Linked DNA regions of Homo sapiens: all the other regions are linked to region 2. Evidence: chromatin loops called from intact Hi-C (ENCODE). Cell type or tissue: prostate gland. All regions are shown on one strand. Region 1 overlaps MSI2 (musashi RNA binding protein 2). Region 2 overlaps SRSF1 (serine and arginine rich splicing factor 1). Region 3 overlaps AKAP1 (A-kinase anchoring protein 1).

Region 1 (8,000 bases), 340 kb before region 2:
TCATTTCTGGGAGAGCCAGGACTTTCACCATAAAGAGTCCAGCATTGGATTTCAGTAACCCCAGTGAATTTATAATAATGCTGACAGCTGCCCGCTGCTGACCTCAGCTTCATTCATTTTCCAAGGGCTTTCAGACCAAACCTGTTGAGGATAAAATACATCAGCTCTAATCAATAATTTTGTAATAGAAATACTGTGCACTTGATAAATCAACTCTAGTGCAATTAGTGACTAGCCTTGAAGCCCAGACCTAAGTATAAGTTAATCCTAAAGTGAATGGAGTGGGGGAATGTTAATGGTCTTTCAAATCAGTGGAATTATTTTCAGTGGTTGACACATCTCTGCCTGCCCCCTGAGCTGGTTGGTCGTTGCTCTTGTGTGGGCTCAGGAGCTCAGGCCCAGCTGTCTGGAGCAGGGGTGGAAAGTGTGGTGGTGTCCTTCATAGCTCCATAAGGGCGCGCAGAGCACAACAGAGAGGGGTCTAGAGACCCGCTCCTTGCACCCTGGGCTGGGTGGGGGCACTGCAGGGTCTAGGAGGCCCCTAAAGCTGATCAACCTGCAGGTTGGTGAGAACCATCCAAGGAGCATGTGCCCGGGTGTATCATTCATGGTTGCTTGTGTTTTGCAGAGGTTTTTTTTTTATTTGGTTGGTTGGTTGGTTGGTTGGTTTGTTGTTGTTGTTTTGAGACAGACTCTCACATGTTGCCCAGGCTGGAATGAAGTGCAGTCTTGAACTCCTGAGCTCAAGTGAACCTCTTTCCTCAGCCTCCCAAGTAGTTGGAAATGTAGGTTCATACTACCATGCCCGGCTTTGGTTTTTTTGTGTGTTTTTTGTTTTTTCTTTTTTTGTTTGTTTGTTTTTGGTAGAGACAGGGTCTCACTATATTGCTCAAGCTGGTCTCAAACTCCTGGCCTGAAATGATCCTCCTACCTTGACCTCCCAAAACACTGGAATTACAGGTGTGAGCCACTGTGCCTGGCCTCTGCAGAGTTTTGACTTTCAGATATACACCGTGATGTATATTACCATAGCCACCCTGGGAGACGGTCAGGAAGGCAGAAGTTTGTGGCCTGGTTTACAAGCATGTTTTTGTTTTGTTTTTGTGAGAAAGCTGGGCTACAGAATGGCCATGTGACTTATTTAAAATCACACACCTGGTTACCGGAGAGCAAGGCTTTGGTTAAAGGTGAAGAACCCTGGACTTGAACCCAGGTCTCTGGCCTCCTTAAGTAGCCCTCTGGAGAAGCCGTGTTTTTTATGAGGGACACACCTGCCCCCCAGGACACCGGGCACAAGCAGGAATAAAGACCATGTAGGAAAAATAATAAAATAAAATAAAAGCCCATGTAGGGACAGCCCAAGTAGCCTCAGCTTCTAGCTCTATATAGGCCAAGCGCTCAGTCTCTGGCCTAAAACCTCATAGTCTGATCTTTCAGATGTAGATTTCAGAACTGGACCTACGGGACATCTGCCATGGAGTTGAATGTGGCAGATATTTATTAAGTATATAACAATAGTAATTATTGTTATATGTGGTAGGTACTGTCCTAAGCCTGATTCAAGGGTGCTTTTGACTGTATCAGAAACCTCCCAACTCTGATTAAACACTATAGGTTAATGTTACAGGGAATTAAATATTATGGGGGATTTATTGGCTGACATCCTGGAAGCTCCATAGAAGAGTGGGCTTCGTGCCTGGCTTGTTCAGGGATCCTTTTTCTGCAATTCTCTTAGCTTCGCCCTCCTTCTCATTTCAATACTGTCTTTATATTGGTTTTCCTCATGGTGGCAAAATGATTGCAGCAGTTTCTGGCATCATACCGTCCTGTCCAGAAGAGGGGAGTCAGATGGTCTGGAATGCTAGGAAGAGTCCAGAGCTTTGTGCTGCTTGGCTAAGGCTGGGGTTACAAAACCAGTCACTGAGGGTGGGATCCACCCCCTCTAAACCGAATGGCTCTTTACACGGTGGTGTAAGGATGGGTTCCCAAAGGAAAACCTGCATGCTGATAAGAGGGGAAAAGGAAGAATGATGCCAGAGAGACAACCAGTGGATGCCCACCACAGCCCTGGAAGTTCCTGGAAGTTCATGGATAAATACTAAGCAGTCTCCACGCCATTGAAGATCTCCCAACCTAGTGTGGAAACTAATGGGTAATTACAATAGGATGCCATAAGCCCGGTAACATAAGCCTATCCAATGAACAGAAGTAGCACAGAGGAGGAAGTGATCAGCTTTGTCTGGGAAGTCAGGGAATGTTTCACAGGGGAGTGAATATTTCCACTTTTAAAGGACAAATAGGAGCTCCCCAGGGGGCCGGGGAACATCATGGGCAAAGCCACCAGACCTCGGGACAATGGAGTGAGGTGGAGGCCCTGCTTTATTCTGGCTGGAGAATAAAATGCAACAGGGGAGTAACTGTAGGTAAAGCCAGAGAGCTGGGCAGAATCAGAGCAGGGGACCCTTGGTACTACGCTAAGGAGACTGGATTTACATGGGCAGGGCCTGTGAGATCATGGGAGGCCTGAAACTAGGAACTGACATCAGATTTGTATGTTAGACAAGCTTTGACAACATTGTCCAGGATGGATTCAAGACGCAGGACTGAGGTGGGAGGACAAGTTACAGATAATTCGTGTACATTGTAAACACTCCATAGATGTTAGTATATAGCTGCTCAAGAAGCAGTAGGCCTTTTGCTCTTATCCATAAGACGATTAACTCTGGACTCAACATCATGCTAGGGGCTGGGGTGGGCTGCAGAATAAGTCCATGGCATGGTCCTTGCCTTTAGCCGACTTCCAGTCCTCTGGGGAGGACAAAAGTACACAACCGATGTGAGAGCTAGCCTTTAATAAGGATAGATTCCTACAAGGTCAGAGAGTACCCAGAAGGCAGGAAGCTTAGTGGAGGAGGCAAGACATGACACAGGGCCTGGAGAATTTGGAGTGGGAAGCTGTCTGCTAGGCAGGGAATATGGGCTTGAAGAGATAGAGACAGTCAAGGTTCTGGGAGATCTTGAAAGCCATGTTGATATAGTCACAGGAGAGGGAGGTTCGTATTCTTCATGCAAGTGGCGCTCAGTAAGGACAGAACCATCTAAAGAAGATAAGCCTGGCTGTAGCTCCACAAAGAACAGCCTGACCCCTAATCCTGGGGTCTGGGGCTGGGGCTGGGCTCGTGACCTGGAGCAAGGGGTGTGGAGTGAGAGGCATTGAGAAAGCAGACACAGGAGGGCATTCCATGGCAAATCTCTGCCTTAGTTCCCTTAACTTTCCTTTGCTTCTGCCAACAAGTTGTTATTTATTCCCTGCTTGGGGCTATTGTTTCCCATTCCTTTGCCCTTGAGGTGGCCACTGTCCCCTTTCTTTCTGCCACTCCATTTCCCTCTGTCCTTGTCTTTGCCCTCTCTGTCAAAATTTGGCTCAAAGTGCCAGAAAGCCATACCTGATTCACCCTACCTGGGGCACCCCCTCCTTTGCCCATGTCCTCAGTCCTCTTCCTCATGGGTGAGCTCTCCTGAATGAAAGGTGAGATTATGGGTCCTTGGAAGATATTTTGCATGTGTCTGCGGGTGGCACCTGCTTTCCCCAACAATACAAACCATCAGGCCTCCCGGCGGCAAAGTCAGCCTAGTCCTCATTCTTCATATGGATAAGTAATTACTATGCAATTAGAAAACACAGAAAATGAAGGGGCCCTTTGTTCCTGGTTGCTTATTAATATTAATTTTTTTAAAAAGGTCTCCCTTCCCAGCTTGGGATCCTACAGAACAGGAAGCAGACAAATAATGCCTTTGAACAGCTGTGATGGGCTGTTGAAATTAGATCTGTCAGGGGATGAGAACACCACGATGGCAGCCACTCCGTGGTATAGGCTAAGAGGGTTCCAGGGGAAGGTATCTTGTAAGTGGTCAATAGAATGCTAGAGACACATCCTAGTCAATTTGAATACAATAATGATAATAGATGTTAATAATAATAGCTCACATGTATTATGAGTGAGCCAAGTACCATGTCAAGCCCACCTGCCTTATCCCATTAAATTCTCATAACCCTATGAAGTGAGCACTGTCATTCTCATTCCCATTTTAAAGATTTAAAAACTGTAGTTTGGAAAGGATAGTAGCTTATCTGAAGTGGCAGAGACAGGATTTGAGCCTAAGCCTGTCGTCATTCTGTCCTCTAAGCCACTGTCAGCGGACGCTCCATCGTACCAGCCCTGGGATGGCTGAGCCAGGCTCTGCAACCTTAAAACAGACACTCAAGAAAAAACCACAGCTGCTCTTAACTAAATTCTCCATTATCCTTGGGGGAGGAGATAACCCCAAATCATTTACGAGTGGCCTCAGGAGGCGGTATAAGTATTTTTTGCACCTGCTCCTGCTGTTGCAGACACTGCCTGGCTTTGGCTGACAGGTTTCTGGTCCCTGAATGCACTCAGACCAATGTCAGACAAAGGAGGCCGGGAGGAGGCGTGGTCGTGTAAGAGGAAGCCAGCCTGAAGAGAATTATTGGAAGGGAACCTTTAGCTGAAACAAGGCTGAGGGAAGTTAGCCAATGCCCAGAAGAAACTAGGCGATGGAGCACGGGCGGGCTTCTCTGGGAAGACAGACGTCCTCTGTAGGGATGAGTCAACATTTTTTCCTGTGGGCTGCGAGGACCGCTTCTGGAAGGTCGCTGGGAAGCCCCGCCCGGCCTTAGGGCTGGGAGGGGATTGGCTGCCCAGTTGCTGGGGCTTTGCTCTGAGCCAGTGGCGGGGTGGAGGGGCGGGGCCAAGGCGGGAGCAGCGGGCTTCTTGGCCAATCATCCTGCAGGGAGGCTGGGCACCCGGTACCATGGCAACCGCGAGCAGGGCCTCATTTGTTTTGTAGATGAGTAATTACTACACAATTAGAGAAAGCTAAAAATAAAGGGGCCCTTTGTTCCTGGTTACTTATTAATATTAATAAAATGGTCTGCCCAGGTCTGTGGTAAACATTTGATGCCTGCGTGCCTGTGGCAGAGGCTTGTGTAGCCGGGAAAGGCACCCCAGCCCCGCTCGCCCCTCTTTCGGGAAGTTATTTCTGACTATATCCTGGAGAGGGTGGGCTTCTGACCTTGGGGAGAAGAGGAGAGGCTCAGTGTGACAGACATAGGATCCAGGATGTCCTGGAGTCCGGGTCCGTCACTGACTCAGGTGGAAAGGTGGCGGCAGCGTCACCATCCTTCAGAGAAAAGACAGACACACAGCAGCAAAGCAGACACTATGGACCGGTGTCAGAGGAAACCCCTAGTCCAGTTTTGCTGTGTCCTTCTGTGTTTTCTGGCTTTTGATTGATCAGCTCCAGGTGTGTAAAATAGTCGTTAAGTCTTCAATGGAGGTAGCCCCCAAGACTCCAGTGACTCCCCTCCCATCTGGCTTAAAGGGCACATTCCGTTCAGGCTTGGAAATGATCTGCTGGAGGTTTACACTGTGTTCAGGGTTGTCCCCGTGGCTCCCCATGCCCTGGCCTTCGAAGTTAAAGCAGCTGAGAGGCTTGCTTTCTATTCCTTCTCCCTCCTAGGGGGAGAGGTTGCCTTGTTGATTACTCCAGTGAGGATGATTAACAGCTTAAAAAAAAAAATAGAGGCAGCATAAGAGCATAGAAGGCAGAGTAGGGAATCAGAAGACTTGGTTCCAGGCCTGCTTCCACCTCTACTAAACGAGGAATTCAGACTAAAGGGTCCTTGGGAGCCATTTCAGCTCTACAGCTCTGTTTTGCTGCTGTTTCCAAAGCTGGAAATCCCTTTTCCTTGGAGATAGGAACAGGGACAGTGACAGTGCCTTAAGATCTGAGAGAACAGGCCGGGCACGGTGACTCACGCCTGTAATCCCAGCACTTTGGGAGGCCGAGGCGGCTGATCACTTGAGGCCAGGAGTTTGAGACCAGCCTGGCCAACATGGTGAAACCCCATCTCTACTAAAAATACAAAAATCAGCCAGGTGTGGCGGTGTGTGCCTGTAGTCTCAGCTACTGGGGAGACTGAGGCAGGAGAATTACTTGAACCCGGGAGGCCCAGGTTGCAGTGAGCTGAGAGTGCGCCACTGCACTCCAGCCTGGGTGACATAGCAAGACTCCCTCTCAAAAAAGGGGAAAAAAAAAGAAAAAAGATCTGAGAGAAGTGAGTGGAGAGAAAGCCAAGAGGTTCCAGGTGATAGGAAACTTCGTGGGAATTTGAAAACAGCCATGAATTGTTTAATGCATGAAGGCAATGGGAGGGACAGAAGCGGTTCCAGAACTGTGTATCATTTTACACATCTGTCCTCAGACTTCCATCCTTGGGTGTGGTTGATTAAATCTCTTAGGGTTTGATTCTGTGTGGATGGTATTCATGAATAATAGTGGACCTGTTAATAGCTGCTGTCAATGAGCAAATCAACCCAGAGATTGTGGCCAGTTCAGTGGCTCTTGAACTTTGCTGCTGTTCCTAATAGGAACTTTGATCCTGTTAGGATCACCTGGGGAGTTTTTAAACTGTGCAGTGGCCAGGCTGCATCACAGACCCATCAAACCAGAATCTAGCAGGGTGAGCCTCAGGCAGGCCCAGTGTGTAACACGGGGCTCAAGTATCATCATGTTCTTGCTGGATGTAAAGCTCCATAACATCTTTGTGGCTGTCACTGGTACCCCAGCCTCCTCTAACTGGGAGGTGGGGAGGTGGGGCTGGGATCTCTAGCCTGCTGCTGTGGAGCCCACGGCTCTCCAGCCTCCATTAGTCTTCCCAGCAGGGTCAGGAAGGCCACCCTCCAGGGTGGACCAAGGGGTTTTTGTCCTCATAGAGGGACCCTCCTGTCTCTCTCGAGGACAGGCCAGTCCTGGCTGAGATTAAGGGCATGTACCAGTAGAACTAGCAGCCTGCAGCAACTGTAAACAGAGAAGCAGCCGCCCTCCTTGACTGACCAATGGGAGCCTTTTGGTAAGGTCGGAGTTTGTTTGTTATTAAAGACCTAATTAGAAACATGAGAGGGAGCTGAATGGCTCTGTGCTTGGCTAATTAGTGACATGTATGCGCCTGCTTTGAACTTCAAGGACACAGAACTATTAGTGCTTACATCAAAAATGGATTAAACTCCTGTGCTTTTATAATTATTAAAAAGGAGCTACTCAAGTGGAAAGTCTTTTGTGTGGGTCCTCAAGGGGCTGCCCCTGGGATAACTTCCCCACCCCACCCTGCCCCCTGCCTGCTAGAGCCCCAGCAGTGAGTTTTCTATTAGATATGATTGGGCAGTAAATACCGTTCAGCCCTAGGGTGTGCCAGCTCCCAAAAGGACTTGGCTCTCAGCAGAATGGAGTGGTCTTTTAGGACTGAGATCAGCTCTCTGGGTGGCCCCCTGGGTCCAGGCACTTTCCTGGGGTGGGGGAGGGGAGTTCTAGCGAGGGCCCAGGGTTAACCAGGGCTTACTTTCCCTCTGGCAGTGCCCTCTCTGCTTCCACGCTGACCCCACCAGTACTGCAAGTCTGCTTATTCTTTGGGCTGTGGCGTAGTGGAGGGTGGCCTAGTCCTCAGGAGAGAGGCAGTCCTGTATCTCTTGGGGCAGTCAGATCCTGACCTCAGGGAACCCCCACCGTGATGGAAGAGATGTTTCCACTGCCAGGGAGCTCCCAATTTGGAAAGGCAACAGGGTCCAAGCCCTTAGGAGCTTCTACTCCAAGGCTGGAGAATCTATTCTGTGTCCTTGAATTTGCAGTTTCTCTGGGGCAAAGAAAGATCCAAGTAAACAGAGGAAACCTTGTCAAAGTGTGATTCCAGAAGGGACAACTGAGCAGCATGATTTAAAAAGCATGTGCCTTCAAGTTAGAGCCAGATTTGGTCCTGTCTGAGACACTGTGTGGCATTGGACACATTTCCTAGCTGTTCAAACCCTTGGTCTTCTTATCTGTAACAGGGGTTACACAGCTGCTCTTACAAGATGTTCGGAGCATGAAAAAAGATCGTGTGAAACACCTACCAACATGCCTGGCAACACAGTAGGGGCTCA
Region 2 (8,000 bases):
ACATGGATCAAAGACAGCACCATGGGACACCCTGCTGGCATCTGGTAGATATTACAGGTGTTTCTCACTTGGGTCAGACTTTTCTCCCCGAGGCCTCCCAACTGGAAAAAGCAGGCTGGCTTTAAAAAGCAACGTGATAGTAAAACAAGAATTTCTCACCACAAGATCTGGATTCAAGTTCTGGGCCTGCCCCTTTAACATCTCTGGGCCTATTTCTTCAAACTGCAAAATGAAACTAAATACTACGTGAGAATTAAAATGAGCCACAGTATCAGGACTGGGCGCAGTGGCTCATATCTGTAATCCCAGCACTTTAGGAAGCCAAGGTGGGAGGCCTGCTTAAGCCCAGGAGTTCAAAAAGTCTGAGAAACAGAGCAAGACCCTGTCTCTACAAAAAATATAAAAAAGGTAGCAAGGGTATAAACCTTTGAGGTTACTATTCTAAGAATATGCATGATCTGACTAAAGAACACAGTGTCTCAGATTTAAGCTATGTGGCACACCTGCCTAAGATTTCAATAATGTATTTATTCACAAACATTTATTAAGGTGCAGGTACTAGCATTCTGGACATCTTAGAAGAAATGTCAAAAAGTTTAAAACATAAGACTTTGGGGAGCCGGGCGCGGTGGCTTATGCCTGTAATCCCAGCACTTTGGGAGGCCGAAGCGGGCAGATCACGAGGTCAGGAGTTTGAGACCAGCCTGGCCAACATAGTGAAACCCTGTCTCTACTAAAAATACAAAAAATTAGCTAGGTGTGGTGGCAGGTGCCTGTAATCCCTGCTACTTGGGAGGCTGAGGCAGGAGAATCGCTTGAACCCAGGAGGTGGAGGTTGCAGTGAGCCGAGACTGCGCCACTGCACTCCAGCCCAGGTGACAGTGCAAGACACTGTCTTAAAAAAAAAAAAAAAAAAAACAGCCTTTGCTCTCAGTTTACTATGTAGCTGAAGAAAACAAAGCATACACATTAAACTAGAGAACAGCTTAAGGGCAACATGTCCACCTGCACATATAGCACTTTTTAAAACATGAAGAAAAGCAAATAAGAAACAACGCAATTAGTTCAAGAATGCTTCAGTCATTAGGTGTGATCATGAAGGGGTGAGATTTTTAATGGCAAAAGGAATGGGGCTGCTTATGGGATTTATGATGTGGGGTGTTAAAATGTATGGATGCTGGGTCTCTTGGTTTTGAGAGAATTGTTTAAGCTAGCTGATCCTATAAACCTAAAGACCAGGGTCAGGGTCCTAAAGTTAATGCTTAAGACTCCCAACCCAAGGAATAATATACATGCTATCTAGTCTCTTCACAATACATCGTTATGTATTAATCTCTTTATGAATAGTTACCAACAACAAAAAAACAACCAAAATGATTCCATCCCAAAGAGAAATATGCAGGAATTCTCATTGAGGCAATACCACTAAATTCTGAGGCAACTTAAAGCTTCCTCTGTAAGAAGCTTAAAAGAGAATGACTGAAAAAGGATACCTAGGAGGCAACTATTTAGTCTTTTTGGAGACAATGTCATCAATTCTTGGTGATCTGTACTGAAAGTGTGCACAGCTTACATCAAAACCACTTACTTTGGTCTTACAATTGGTCTTACTTTGCAAGACCAATTCTGGGAGCAACATTTACTTATCCAATTATACTTGGACTTAGGCTAGCATTTAGATTAATTCAAATTTTCTGGCTTCACATCTGAGGAGTTATTAGTATTAAAATACCTTCTCCAATAATCCACCCAGTTAACGAATAGCTTGTGAAACAGACTTCTACAGTGCTTTGCTTTTAGGGAATACTAAATTCTTCCCATCTCGCCCATCAATATTAAAACTGTCAGCACTGCATTTAGCTCATTGGGAAATATAAATATATTCAGTTCCTGGGTCTGTAGAGTTAAAAAATACATGTATTTACCAAATCAACCAGGGTAGGGGAAGATGTGATTGAGAACAGGATAAATTGGAAAGGTAGAATATAACCCATTGTTAACTCATATTAAGGGAGTGACATGTTTTAAGGATCTGGAGTCACTGAAACCAGCTTTAACACTTCAGTAATATGAATTTGGGTACAGACAAAAATGCTGATATGGCAACTGGAGATGGGAAGACAAATCCAAACAGCATCTTGAAGAACTCTATTTGGCAAGTAAACACATCTCTAGGTTAATCTAAATCATAGATGCGGTGGCACCCTGAAGACACAGAACTTGACTATCACCTTGCTGCAAATTTACTATTTTTAGAGTACAAAGGAGCCATTTGAGTTTTCTTTGGAATGTGCTTGTTACACTGCGAACCAACATTTTACATTTCTAGCCTTAAGTTGTGGATGTCAGCCAGGTGCGCTGGCTCACACCTGTATTCCCAGCACTTTGGGAGGCCGAGGCGGGCGGATCACTTGAGATCAGAAGTTCAGAGACCAGCTGAGCCAACATAGTGAAACCCTGTCTCTATGAAAAATACAAAAATTAGCCAGGTGTGGTGATGGGCACCTGTAATACCAGCTACTTGGGAGGCAGGAGAATCGCTTGAACCCGGGAGGCGGAGGTTGCAGTGAGCCGAGATTGTGCCACTACACTCCAGCCTGGGTGACAGAGTGAGACCCTGTGTCAAAAACAAAGACAAAAAAAATGTGAATGTCACTCTTGGTGTTATTTTATAGTTCAAATTTCTACCACCGTTAAGGGTAGAAGACATTCACCCAGCACTTCCCAGTCCTATCTAAAGGTTATACCTTCCCTTTTGCTTGACTGATCCTATAATCTTATGTATTAAGCCTTAATAATTGTTGAAAGCTTATCCCAAAATGACATATAAAGACTCCTCCTCTAATACACAGCACCTGAGGGAACAATTCTACCATGGTTTTTCTTAGCACTTTACAATCTCCAGGTTTAGCACTTTTCTTTCTACAAGGAGAATTCTGAATTTTCATTTGCCTAATTTGTGGCTTCAGAGTGCATCTTCAAAAGTTATTTAAAAATTATCAAAGGGACACCAGAGCTAACATTTACAGGATTAAAGACAGGCTTCAATCTAGTTAGTGCCCTTTCAGCTGTCAATCCAATTTGCAGCAAGACTACTAGTTAACAGTAACTACCTTCTGTAGCTTTCCTTGCTACTTAGTGTTACCTTAGCAGGCAGGGAAATCTCTACTGTGTAAACTTGATTACTTTTCCCCCCACAAGAAGTCCACTTTGTCCACTTTTAGTGCTTTATTCTTTGAAACAGACTGATTTTCTAAAATTAACATTTTAAGGCCAGTTGTCCCACACCTGTCTTCTGGATGACTAAATCCCATCATATGGGCCTAAAAGGTTTAGTATTCTCAATGACAATTTATACTGTAAACAGGAGACAAGTTTGTGTCCTTTCCATTTTTTATAAAAGAAACCTGGGGAGAAAGCGGTGATGGGAATGACAGATACTAAAAGTGTTAAATTTTCAGTAATTTTCAGCTGTTAATATGGCATTAACTACTGTGTCTACTGACTTTTTGATCACAAGACAACCTGCTACTTAAGTGAGGCCTAGAAAATAGAAAACAGCTAAGCTGACACATAAGTAGGATTTTAAGACAAACTTTAAGAACCTCTTAGTAATACTGAGAAGATCATCACACCTGAAACTGTCACTCCATAAAAGCAAACTGCAGGTCTCTAAAAGCATATTCATTTCTTCTAGTTCATAACCAAATTGTTATGTCTAGTTTTCCCCAGCACACCTAACTCCTGTTCCCAATTCTCACATTCATGGCCTTATTATTCCATACCTGATGTACAAGGTAGGCAGAAAAACAAGCAGACTTATGTCTTCAGTATTTTCTTAGTCCCAGAACCTAGATTTGTTACAAAATGAGTGCCTGTAAGGTAAACTCTGAAAACCTAAATGGATGCAAAAGCTGAAAAGGGGAAGAATTTTACACAAAAGATGGGAAGACAAAGGTAAAGTTGCAAGAAAACTTACCCAAACCATCTAACTTTAGAGCTGATACAGAGGATCAAGGTAGTTAGCTGGTCTCTACTTTGTTCTATGTATCTATAATGGGGATTATTTCCTGCTTAATTTTGTGTTATAGCTCCCTCTAGTGGCTAAGTGATTTTCCCTAGCACTTACCAATGGAGAGCAGTACAGCATGTTGTAAAAAAACCAAACAAACAAACAAAAAAAATTAAGACCTATTTCTACAAGTTGTTTTTGTTCAAAGTGCATTTGGTGGAGATGAGTATAGCATCCTAGAGAAGCTGTTTCCACTATCTTCATGTCCACAGTTCTACCAATAGTTGGCACTTATAAGTTGTCTGGTAACAGAAGTCTGATGCTTTTTAACCCGATGCTTGAGTATCAAGCTGAACTAAGTGTTGTTTTGCTTACCTAAACAGTAAACTTCTTATGAAAAGTCATGAATGACTTTTCACCCCCTGAAATCCCAGCCTAGCACCTATTAAAATGTTGTAAATTACAAATGTTATATTTGCCTAAATTAACTTCTATATGACAGAGTCATTTATTCAATTTTTATTCTGTGCATTAATGAAGCACGGAGTGATTTTTATAATAATTAAAAAATCCTTCCTTTAATCACTACAAGCTCACAAGAACCCTCAGGGTTGTTAGGCATTAGCTTTCAAAGCTACCAAGAAGCACCGTGAAGGTCTCAATAACAGGAATAAGTACTGGTTTAAGTATACTATAATCTCTTGGGGTTTGTTTAAAGCAAGTTACTTTTGGCAGCATTACTATTCATTCAATAGACAATCACGATAGACATAATGAACAGATGTTTCCTGATAATCTCTTTACTTCATGCCAATCCCAGCTTTTCCTATAGGATCTAATTGGTCAATGTTCCTTTAAGTACTGATACAGAAACAATAACTCAAAAGAATGTTGTATTGTACACTCTAGGATGCCTGAGTATTTGCTTCAATGGGATATAATTGTTGAGTCCACTATTACAACAGAATGTAAAGAAATGTGGGCCATACCTTTTTTTCTTGTGGCTGCTTCAGCCTAAAAAGATGGGGGAACTTAAAATTCAATCAACAAAGGATTCACAATAACAGGTTTTTCAGTCAAGACACCCCAGTTACAGACAAAAGCATTAGGCCTGTGTATGCTAGTACAGTTCCTACAATCCCTTATATGAACTCTTTGGAGACAGACATATCTGGGATTCAGAGCTGTATGCACTTTATGAGGTACATATATACCCTGTATTACATAAAACCCTCAGCAAAGTCTGTGGCAACTGTGCAATGAATAATGAAGTTCAACAGGAAACAGTTTAGTCACACTAAGTGCAAAATGAAGGCAGCAATTCTGGTCAGGGTTCACATTTAATTAGCTCAACAACAGAAAATCTTTTGTTTTCGTAGTTTTTGGATTTCAAAAAATGGATAAGAGACTGTAATCTGTTTTCTGCGTTTGCAGTCTTCATACTGTGATGGAAATAATGGTTATGTTACAACAGAACTTCAGTCTAACAGTTTCTCATCTTTTAATACTATTTATGGTAAATACATATATATAACTTACTTGCAATTTAAATTACAAAATTCATATACAAAGTAAGCAAAAAGGCACACATAAGAAATCCACCTTGACCACAGAAATGTGAAAACACCAGCCCTAATGACCAAGACAATGTTTCAAAGACAACAAACACCAAGAAAAGTTGAGATTCTACAATAAATCATATTAAACGCAAGCACTATGATGCACAGACGTGAGCACTGAATATTTACTAAAGCATAAAACTTAGGAAAAATCATTTTACGGGGAATCTATTCATATTCCAAACAGCATTTTAAAAAACATTAAACTTAGCTTAGTTTTAAAAACAAAATTCAGACCCAAACAATCAAGAACCAGAAAATGGGTTTCTTACCTTTTGTTTCCAGTAGGATGTGGGCTGAACAGCAAGGTGGGTTATTCAATCTGATGTTATGAAAAGTAATTGCTTCTTAAAGAGACTTAAGTTTTTCCTTGGTTAGAAAATAATTATAGGCTCCCTAAAATATTCTAAGGGGACATAAATAGGGAGAAGAGGGGGAAATTCCAAGACAGCTTTTGTAGTTTCAAAAGGGTGTAACTTTCTTCTAATAATTGCCAATACGGATAGAGACCTAAAGGTCCATTTTCTGAGACTATAAATAGGAGCAGTCCATACTTCCCATCACAGCTTTTAGCTGTCTGGTCATCTTAACTACAAAACCTATGCCCCTTTACCTAAGTAAACATTAGATCCTCTCTAATCTTCAAATTCAGCCTGTATAACAAGGAATACTGTCTCATTTCAATGTGAGGTTAGAATTACTATAACTTTTAGTAGAGCACATCTTTCAACTTTAAACACTCAAACTTGAGTGAAGGCCATTTACATTTTTTGGTCATTTCCAAAACATTCAATGAACACAAATGAACCAAAGTTTACTTAAGTCTAGCTCACATTAACCTTCCAAAATTATCATTAATCATTTATTTTCCCTTTAATAATCTGATGAATTTTTAAAATGTTCTACACATAAAACTTCTTAGAATTTCAAGAATGTCATGTAAAATTATTCAAATTTTTAAACAGTAAATCTGCCTTTTGGCCATTACATTGAATTCTTAGATAAAAAGAGCTACATCCTTAAACTTACACTAAGTACTTAGTGAAATTCTGCATTCAACTTAACATCCCCTCTTCCCAACATTCCACAACGTTCATTAAAATCTACCGATTGGGGTGACCTTACACATTTCTTCCACTACCAAGATTTCTGGTTTTCCTTAGGTTTTTAATTGTCACCCAAATAATCACCTTAAATTCAACTTCCAACTATGATTAGCACCCAAGGGAAATGTTAAAGTCTATTTATTTTAGGTCCCCTCCCCCAACCTAAATAGTACCAAGGGGCTGTCAGTAGACAAATACAAGAAGTAGCAGGCTAAAAGTTTTTAACTGCTTTGGTAGAGAACACCAAAGTTTTTGGTACAAAATAATCTTATGGTTGGAGAAGGGCTTATAAGGCAAAATTCTAAATGCCCAGCTTTTTATTAACAATGATTCATCCAAAGAAGCAGTTAATCTTGTGCACTCTTCCCTTTCAAAAAAGAAATGAGACTTGGGTTAAAAGTTCTACAGGCTGAGCATGGTGGCTCACACCTGTAATCCTAACACTTTGGGAGGCCAAGGCAGGCAGATCACTTGAGGCCAGGAGTTTTGGGACCAGCCTGGGTAACACAGAGAAACCACATCTCTACTAAAAATACAAAATTAGCCGGGCAAGGGTGGCACACACTTGTAGTCTCAGCTACTTGGGAGACTGAGGCACGAGAATCACTCAAATCCAGGGGTGGAGGTTGCAGTGAGCCTAGATCACACCACTGCCCTCCAGTCTGGAGAACAGAGCGAGACTCTGTCTCAAAAACAAAAAACAGTTCTAATACATCTGTGCTGATGTTAACATTTAATACTTACCTTTTTTTGAGATGAGTTTCATTGAGAATATCAAAAGCTATCTCCAAGTGAACATTAGTAGCCATCAACCAATTTTGCACAAAAGCCTATGTTGTCTATGACCACCAGAAAATAAGCAGCATCTATAGTTTTTTAACCACTTTATAACAAAGTAGAGAAGCTTATCTTTCAGATGCTAGATCCATCCCCCACCGTCATTTACCAAGTTACATACACAAATGCCTTATTCTCCCCTTTTGCTTTCCCCTGAAGACTTTTACAATTAACAATAAAAGATGGCTAATACCATTAGATTGCCTTTTAAGAACTTTTAATTTGCTAACACATTAACACAAGAGTCAAAATCTTATCTTACTTAACAATTTAAAGATTAACTGATAGACCCAGTTAGAATCTTACATGAAGAGGAAAAAGGACAACCATGCATAGTTTTTTAAAAAATGTTTATTTTTTCAAAGAAAACGGCAATAGCCAATTGGAAACCTACTTATTCTTCAACTCCAATTTTGTTTTCTTTAA
Region 3 (8,000 bases), 880 kb before region 2:
GTGGGGACACCCTATCTGGTGTCTTAGACTATGAAAGCATTGTCAGAGGGAAGAGGACTGGCAAAATCTTGGGTAAATGACTTAGCCTCAATTTTCACCCCAGAACATGGGAATGGTACCTGTCTTTGATGCTGGCTGTGAGAATTACATAAACCTAAGATCTGGTGTGTAGAGGGTGGCGAAATGGCAGCTGTTTATGGCTAGGAATTTTATATTTGTAGGTGATAGTTCATCCCATCCCACTCCCTCCCCAGGTTTGCCCCTTCTGATCTCCTTCTTGCTTGTCTTAAGCGATTTGCATGCGTTAGAAATACTACAGTCTAGCTGGAGTCGGCTTAGAGGGAGCACTGGGGCAAGATCTTTGTTTTGCTTCTTTTATTGCTGTTGCCCCTCCTTCCTCTCTGCTTCTGTCCATCTAAGCGATCTGTCCAGACCCAGCTGAAACTTTCTCCTTCGTAAGATTTTCCCGGATCTTCCTTGGTAAACCCCTGTCTCTCCCATCCTTGCCACTGCTTGCCTTGGGTATGGTGTTCTATGTAACTTTTGTAATCCAGCAAAGCTGAATGCTGCCGCAGCGCCTTGCCCACTCTGAGTGGCTGGCCTTATTGGGCTGTGTGGCCAACTGCCTGGGTTTGATTCCCACCTTCACCACTTGGGAGCTGGTTGACCTTCAGGAATCCACCTTTGCCTCAGTGTTCTCTCCTGTAAAGTGGGGATAGCACTTGGTGTTACTAATTTTGTGGAAGAACACATATGCTCTGCACTGCCAGCATCCGAGTTGGTGGGGGTGGGGGTGGTGCTGCTGCTGGTGGTATTGGTGGTGGTGTTAGTGGTGAAGTTTCTGTCCATCTGTTGTCTGTGCTGCACCAGTGGGCAACATGCAGTAGCGGCCCTTAGTTTATCCACTGGGAGTCATATGGAGGCCTAGGCTCTGTCTCTGACCTGGGTGGATCTCCCCAGTGCAGTTCTCAAGTTCCACAGCATCTGAAGCATTCTACTTGGAATGCACCTGAAACTTGTGTACATGACAAGGGTGCCTTGCCTCAGTGAGAGCCTAAATGCCGCTTTTCCTTTTCCTCCTGAAGACGATGACCAGTTTTCACCGGAAGCAGATGCCGCCATGAGCGAGATGACGGGGAATACAGCACTGCTTGCTCAGGTGTGTGGTTGGCAGGGGTGGGGGAGGCAGGCTGGCTGGGTTCTTGGGAACTGACCTTTCAATGCCTTCTTTCCTGTGGCTTGGCCCTGGATTGACCAGCAGTATTTAAGGAAAGGTGCATGAAGTAGCTAATACTTGATATTAGTCTGTTCTCACATTGCTGTAAAGAAATACCTGGGACTGAATAATCTATAAAGGAAAGAGGTGTAATTGACTCACAATTCTGCGGGCCTGGGGAGACCTCAGGAAACTTACAATCATGGCAGAAAGGGAAGAGGCACGTCTTACATGATGGGCAGGCAAGAGACAGTATGTGAAGGAGGAACTGTCAGATACTTATAAAACCATCAGATCTCATGAGAACTCACTATGACGAGAACAGCATGGGCACACCGCCTCATGATCCAATCACCTCCCACCAGGTCTCTCCCTCGACACATGGGGATTATGGAGATGACAATTCAAGATGATATTTGAGTGGGGACACAAAACCTAACCATATTATTCTTTCCACCCCCCTTCTTCAGGTGACAAGTTACAGTCCAACTGGTCTTCCTCTGATTCAGCTGTGGAGTGTGGTTGGAGATGAAGTAAGTTCTGCCCTTCTTTTCCTTCTGTGTTGCTGGCCCGAAGTAATGGATTGATTAGGAGCTGGTCCTGGGATTTGTTTCCTCTTGAGTTAATCAGAGGATATAACTGTAGACAAGCACCTCCTAGGGAACACTTTGGATGTCCTGATTGGCAGTGGTGATGTCAGTGTCCTCTAGTGGGTAGAGGCCAAGGATGCCACTAAACATCCCATAGTATTCAGGACAGCCCCCCACAGCAAATAATTATCCAACCGCAAATGTCAATAGCGCCAAGGTGGAGAAACCCTGTGCGAGACTTTCTGGGACCTTCTGTCTGTTGAGTTTTTCTGTCCTCTATCTTATGGTATGAAAGCTTAGATTTCTTCAGCATATTAAAAAGCCTATCCTGGCCAGGTACAGTGGCTCACCCCTGTAATCCCAGCACTTTGGGAGGCCGAGACGGGCAGATCACTTGAGGTCAGGAGTTTGAGACCAGCCTGGCCAACATGGCGAAACCCCCATCTCTACTAAAAATGCAAAAATCTGCTGGGTGTGGTGATGCACACCTGTGATCCCAGCTGCTTGGGAGGCTGAGGCAGGAGAATCACTTGAACCTGGGAGACGGAGGTTGCAGTGAACCAACATTGTGCCACTGCACTCCAGCCTGGGTGACAGAGCAAGACTCTGTCTCAAAAAACAAAAACAAAAACAAAAAAACCCTATCCTTATGCCACAGCAGCCAACAGAATACTTAAATAAATGTTCCTGTTGGCTAGAGCATAAGCCATGTCCCCCACCCTGTTACTCTTTTTTTTTTTTTTTTTTTTGAGACAGTCTTGCTCTTGTTATCCAGGCTGGAGTGCAGTGGCGTGATCTTGGCTCACTGTAACCTCCGCCTCCGGGGTTCAAGCGATTCTGCTTCAGCCTCAGTAACTGGGATTACAGGTGCCTGCCACCACACCTGGCTAATTTTTGTATGTTTAATAGAGACGGGGTTTCACCATGTTGGCCAGGCTGGTCTCGAACTCCTGACCTCAGGTGATCCACCTGCCTCAGCCTCCCAAAATGCTAGGATTACAGGCATGAGCCACTGCGTCTGGCCTACACTGTTACTCTCATACATCTGTTGCCTGCAGTGGCAACCGGGGAGGGGAGAACTCATGTTGGCTAGGGAGATGGCCCCAGGATGCCATGGACAAAAGCTTTAAGGGAACTTTCTTTTCTAGGTGGTGTTGATAAACCGGTCCCTGGTGGAGCGAGGCCTTGCCCAGTGGGTAGACAGCTACTACACAAGCCTTTGACCCCCATGCTGCTTCCTGAGAGTCTTTTTTTGCACTGTTGAAATTGGGCTTGGCACTCAAGTCAAAGATGAACATCGGAATAACAAACATTGTCCTCTCCAGAAAGTCCTTTCTTTCTCCATACTGTAGTCCTATTGAGAAGACATTTCGTCTCTGAGAAAAAAGGATGGAACTATGGGTTCTCTTCGCAAAGCCAAAGGATAGTGTTTAACAAGCCAGCTGGCTTATGCTGGTTCTCAGCTGTTTAAAAAAAAAAAAAAAAAGGAATAGAAACAGTTTCAACCAGATTGTCCTATTCCCCCTGTTCCATTCCCCTCTTCTTCCTTCTATCTCCTTCCCCGGCAAAAACCAAACAAACTGGCAGACAGGCCAGGGATGTATGTTGCTTGCTTGAGAGGGTTTCTTTTACTTCAAAATCTTTCTTCAGGGAGCAAGACATGAACTGACTAATTGGTATCCACTACTTGTACAGCTTACATAAATGAGTTGATGATATTTAACCAGTTTTTATAAACTTCATTTAGGTCTCTAAACACAGACTTTTTAAATTGCAACTGTAAATATGAAATGGTCATCACATCTGACCTTGGTCAGTGGGGAGGGGAACTGGTATCCTGCCAAGCCTGGTTGTAATTTGTAACCATTTTCTATTTGTGCAAACTCTGTAAATATGTGTTTAAACAAATGTAATATTTTGTACAAGATACACTGGAGAACAAAGGGAACTCAAGATTCTTCCAGCCACATGTCACCTGTAGGTAGAAGTAAACTCTGCAGTGCAGCTTCTGCTCTTGGCCCCTCTGGCCAGGGCCCCTGTGGCTTCCTGCACACTGGACAGGTGACTGTATGGTAGAGACTGTGATCTGGGAACTTTTTGCTGTACAAATCTGTTTAAAAAAAAAAAAAAGTAACTCATTGAATTAACTTGCAGTGGTGTGTTTGATTCTTTTTTAGACTGGCTTCAGCATTGTGCAGTTTAAAAATAAGTAAGTAACTTACATAAATCTTCAATTGTATGAACTGCAGCTTTGAGTCCATTTTTTTCCAGTGGTGAAGAATTGGCGGGGGGGGGGTGGTGAGTGTGGCGAGCTGGATCACAGGCCCCACACAACTGCCTCTGCAGGAGACCCATGGTTTTTTGAAGACAATTTGGCCAGAAATTTCTATCTGGCCTTTTCCTCTCTCTCCTTGTCCCACCAGGTGGCAGCCAAGCGTCCTCCGACTTCTTCACTGCATGTTAACTGGCCAGACTCAGTTTAAAGCACTGGCTTCCAAAACGGGTTGTGCCTTCTTTGGTTGTCATTCTTAATAGATTCGTGAAGTTATTTAATTTACTGTAGTGATAAGAATGATGTAAAAAATACATGTAAGTTATGGGATGAGATACTGCCTCAATTTAATAGCCCCTGCTCTTAAAGAAGGCTGGCCACTGCAGCCCAGGCCTACCCCAGTGCCCCGCCCCTGCCCCCTACGTTTGAGGCCTCTGGCTGCAGGGCTGTTGAGCTTGAGCTCTAGTTTTTAGAGAGCTGACGTAGCCTGAGGGTCATTCTGATTGGAGATATCCTCCCACCGCACACCCACTCCTGGGAGCTCCTCCCAGTTCCAACCCAGCTGGCTTGTTCTTTCCGTCTCTGTCCTGGCCAAGCCTGAGCTGTGGCCATTGTCAGGTGCCCATCTTCCCCTCCATCCAGGTTCTCGCCTGTGTGGTTAACAGCCTCTGTTTCCCTCATCTGTAAGATGAGATAACCTCATAAGGCAATTTAATCATGGAAATGCCCTCTGCTTCTACAGTGCTTGGTCCCAGGGAGCTCCCCTGCAGTTCCTTAGCCACTATTGGCTTTAAGTCCTGGCAGGAATTGGGTGTGACTTTGGCCAGGTCACCATACACCCAGGTCTAAGCTTTTCCTCTATAATCCAGCATTGCTGGAGCATGAAAAGGTCTACGGAAGCCTTCCGACTAACTTAGGGAATGCTCACAGAGCCTGGTGTGCAGATTTAGCTTTTATCTCCAGGGAACCATTGAGGGGTTTCAAACATTAAAACATGCTTCTGGTGCAGGGAGAAGGGTGGGTGAGGTGGAGGTGTAGACATGAGAAAAAAGGGATTCCCCTGGGATGGAGCCTGGGACAGACAAGACGTGATGAAGTCAGGATCCTCAGATAAAGCCCCTTGGGCTTTGATGAGTGGGATGGGCTGCTACCCGGGACTCCCACGCCTTAGAGTCCTACCCTGCAAGGGTGCCTCCATTAAACTCGGTTTGGAATGCTGGAGGAAGAGCAAGTTGGAGGCTGGTGAAGGACTTGTACTCCTCGAATAAATGCTTCTCAGATTGTTGCCTTTGATTAATTTCCAGAGTTCTGAAAAACTTGACTTTTAACCATTTTGCCAGAAATCTCATTGTTCTTAAGGAGGAGCAGATTTATGAAGGTCCTCGCTCCATCCCTCTGCAAGTCAGCTGCCCGGGCAAGTGCATTTGAGACGCCCTCTTTTAATTACCTGTGGGGCATCCAGGGGATGTCTTGGTGTGAATTGGAAACTCACGGGAGAAGCCAGTGCTGGCAAGAGATCTGGCAATCTGCCCAGGGTGTAGGGGAGAGGGGTGGAATGCTGGATGCAGGAGGCTAGAGCTTCCACCCTGTTCTCATTATAGGCATTGGTGTCAGTACTGCCCCTCTGGTCTCTGGGGCATCACCATGGAGGCTGGGTTTTAGGGTTACTGCTATACCTTGTACAACTTCAGGTATGCCACTTGTAGACATCAACATCTGTCAGACGATAACTAATGTCAGTTCTAAGATAAAATGAGAGTTGTAGCTAGAGTTAGGGAGTGCTTACTGTGTCAGGTGCTGTCTCTTTTACAGGTAACACTGAGTCCTTGACACAACCCAGGGAGGCAGGGACTCCGTAGATGAGCAGACCCAAGAGGTAGAAGATGGTGATTTTGGAAAGTGGTTCGTGGATAGAGCAGAGCTGAAACTAAAAACCAGGCTGCTACCCCAGGCCAGGTGCTCTTCACCACCACCCCTAAAGCAGCGTGGATTCATCTTGCCCCAGTCCACATCCCCAAATAAATGCCACAGTGATTAAATGATCAGTCCATGGAAAAGCTTTGGAACTTAGAGTGGGAAAGATACCATGACAAGAGAGATCAATGATTTTGCTTTTATGGAAAATTTAAATCTTAAGTAACATAAAGCCAAGAGACACCTGCAGCAGCTAGGGCCAGAGAGTGGACGTTTTGAATCCGTGATAACGTAAAACAAGGAAAACTGGCCAGGCACGGTGGATCGCGCCTGTAATCCCAGCATTTCAGGAGGCTGAATTGGGTGGATCACTTGAGGCCAGGAGTTCGAGACCAGCCAGGCCAACATAGCAAAAACCCCATCTCTACAAGAAAAATGACATGGTGGCACGCACCTGTAATCCCAGCTACTTGGGAAGCTGAGACAGGAGAATCGCTGGAACCTAGAAGGCGGAGGTTGCAGTGAGCTGAGATCACACCACTGGACTCCAGCCTGGGTGACAGAGCCAGACTGTCTCAAAAAATCAAAACAAAGAAAAAACCCAAGACAAATCTCTAAGTTTCCATTGGGAAATATCATAAAGGATGTGGATGGAAAATCTGGGTCTGTTCCTAGACCAGCAGTGGCCAATAGAAATATGTGAGCCACATCTGTAATTTAAAACTTTCTAGGAGCCACAGTTAAAAAGTGCAAAGAAACAGATGAAATTAATTTTCATAATACTTTAAGTCATATCATTTCAGCATGTAATGGATATGAAACATTAAGGAGTTGTTTTACAGTGTTTTTCCTACTAAGTCCAGTGTGCATTTGACACTTCAGCATATCTCTGTTCAGGCCGGCCACATTTCAAGGGCATGATAGCCACGTGTGGCTTGTGGCTATCACGTTGGACAGTGTAGGCCTGGACTATTCCATTGATCACTATCACACTGATACTGACAGCCTTATTTATGTTCTTCCTTATTCAAAAAGTTGTATGTCCTTTTGCACATTTATTTTTCCAGATGAACTTTAGAATCATTTTGCAGGGAAGGGGGCCATACTAAATATTCTATTGGTATTTGAAAATAATGCACGCTATTGAGTTGGTATAAAGTTTTATATAATCTATGAAGTTGGGTGTGTAAAATATTTGAATTTATTGTTTTCCTTTCTCGCCCTCTCCTTCCCTGGTTTTTTTTTTTTTTTTAAATACAGGGTCTCGATCTGCTGCCCAGACTGGAGTGCAGTGGTGCAGTCAGCTCATTGCAGCCTCGAACTCCCTGACTCAAGCAATCCTCCCTCCTCAGCCTCCTGAGCAGCTGGGAGCACAGGCGCATGCCACCACACCGAACTAATTTGTTTTTTCATTGTTTTTGTAGAGATGAGGTCTTGCCATGTTGCCCAGGCTGGTCTTGATCTCCTGGCCTCAAGCGATCTCCGCTGCCTCAGCCCCCAAAGTGCTGGGATTACAGACACAAGACACTGCACCCAGCCCTGAAATTGTTGTCAGAGCATGTATGAGACCTTGTACATCAACATATTTTTTTGTAGTTTGGCTGGGCATCTCTGGTAGACTGGATGTCTCCTTGCCAAAAATTCTGTCTTCCTCACGGTAGGATTGTACATCCTACTGTGTTTTGTTGGACTCAGGCATGGACTCATCCTGGTCAGTGGAAGATGGGTAAAGGTGGCACAAGTCACCAAGGCAGATGCCTTGAGCCAGTATGTGGTTCGCTTGTCTTCTCCCTCTGCACCAGCGTCAGCTACATGCCAGGTAGATACCCATCCACCCACCTGGGTCCCAGTGTGAAGATAACGTGGAACAGGGCTGCAGCCAGCTCTCAATGGGTGTGTGGTTTGTGAAACATCTCACATGAGCCTCTGAGGTTTGGGGCTTGTGTGTTCCCCATGGCCTGTCATTCTAGGGTCCCACACCTTTCCTCCAAGGGCTCAGAGCTCTGGC

What was found. A loop is a pair of places that touch in the nucleus more often than their neighbours do. Peaks named below come from ENCODE experiments on the same cell type or tissue, not always from the same donor. Only the 100,000 strongest peaks of a DNase experiment are listed, where the experiment ranks them.
Region 1: a loop joins it to region 2, with 2.8 times the contacts of the local background. A loop is called at or near these places in 8 of 110 quality-filtered maps.
Region 3: it touches region 2 in a loop (2.5-fold over the local background); 22 of 110 quality-filtered maps call a loop at or near these places.

The regions. Positions count from the first base shown.
Region 1 is chr17:57,658,414-57,666,413 of GRCh38, forward strand. All of the region lies in intron 11 of MSI2 (musashi RNA binding protein 2), which reads left to right. Among named protein-coding and RNA genes, the nearest start is that of MSI2-AS1, 54 kb to the left of the region's middle. RefSeq lists a silencer at 4,549-4,841 and an enhancer at 6,020-6,626. In prostate gland, a CTCF peak has its summit at 4,550; a DNase peak (open chromatin) is centred at 4,618; H3K4me3 peaks cover 484 bases; H3K27ac peaks cover 2,456 bases.
Region 2 is chr17:57,995,586-58,003,585 of GRCh38, forward strand. SRSF1 (serine and arginine rich splicing factor 1) reads right to left here. Exons shown (of 4, transcript NM_006924.5): 4 at 5,334-8,000. Among named protein-coding and RNA genes, the nearest start is that of SRSF1, 7.7 kb to the right of the region's middle. RefSeq lists an enhancer at 90-139. In prostate gland, CTCF peaks have their summits at 26 and 4,097 (motif pointing left); DNase peaks (open chromatin) are centred at 16 and 4,096; H3K27ac peaks cover 1,030 bases.
Region 3 is chr17:57,117,296-57,125,295 of GRCh38, forward strand. AKAP1 (A-kinase anchoring protein 1) reads left to right here. Exons shown (of 11, transcript NM_003488.4): 9 at 1,086-1,159; 10 at 1,687-1,749; 11 at 2,955-4,049. The coding sequence ends at 3,029. Among named protein-coding and RNA genes, the nearest start is that of AKAP1, 36 kb to the left of the region's middle. In prostate gland, a CTCF peak has its summit at 4,214 (motif pointing right); DNase peaks (open chromatin) are centred at 3,736 and 4,241; H3K27ac peaks cover 3,867 bases.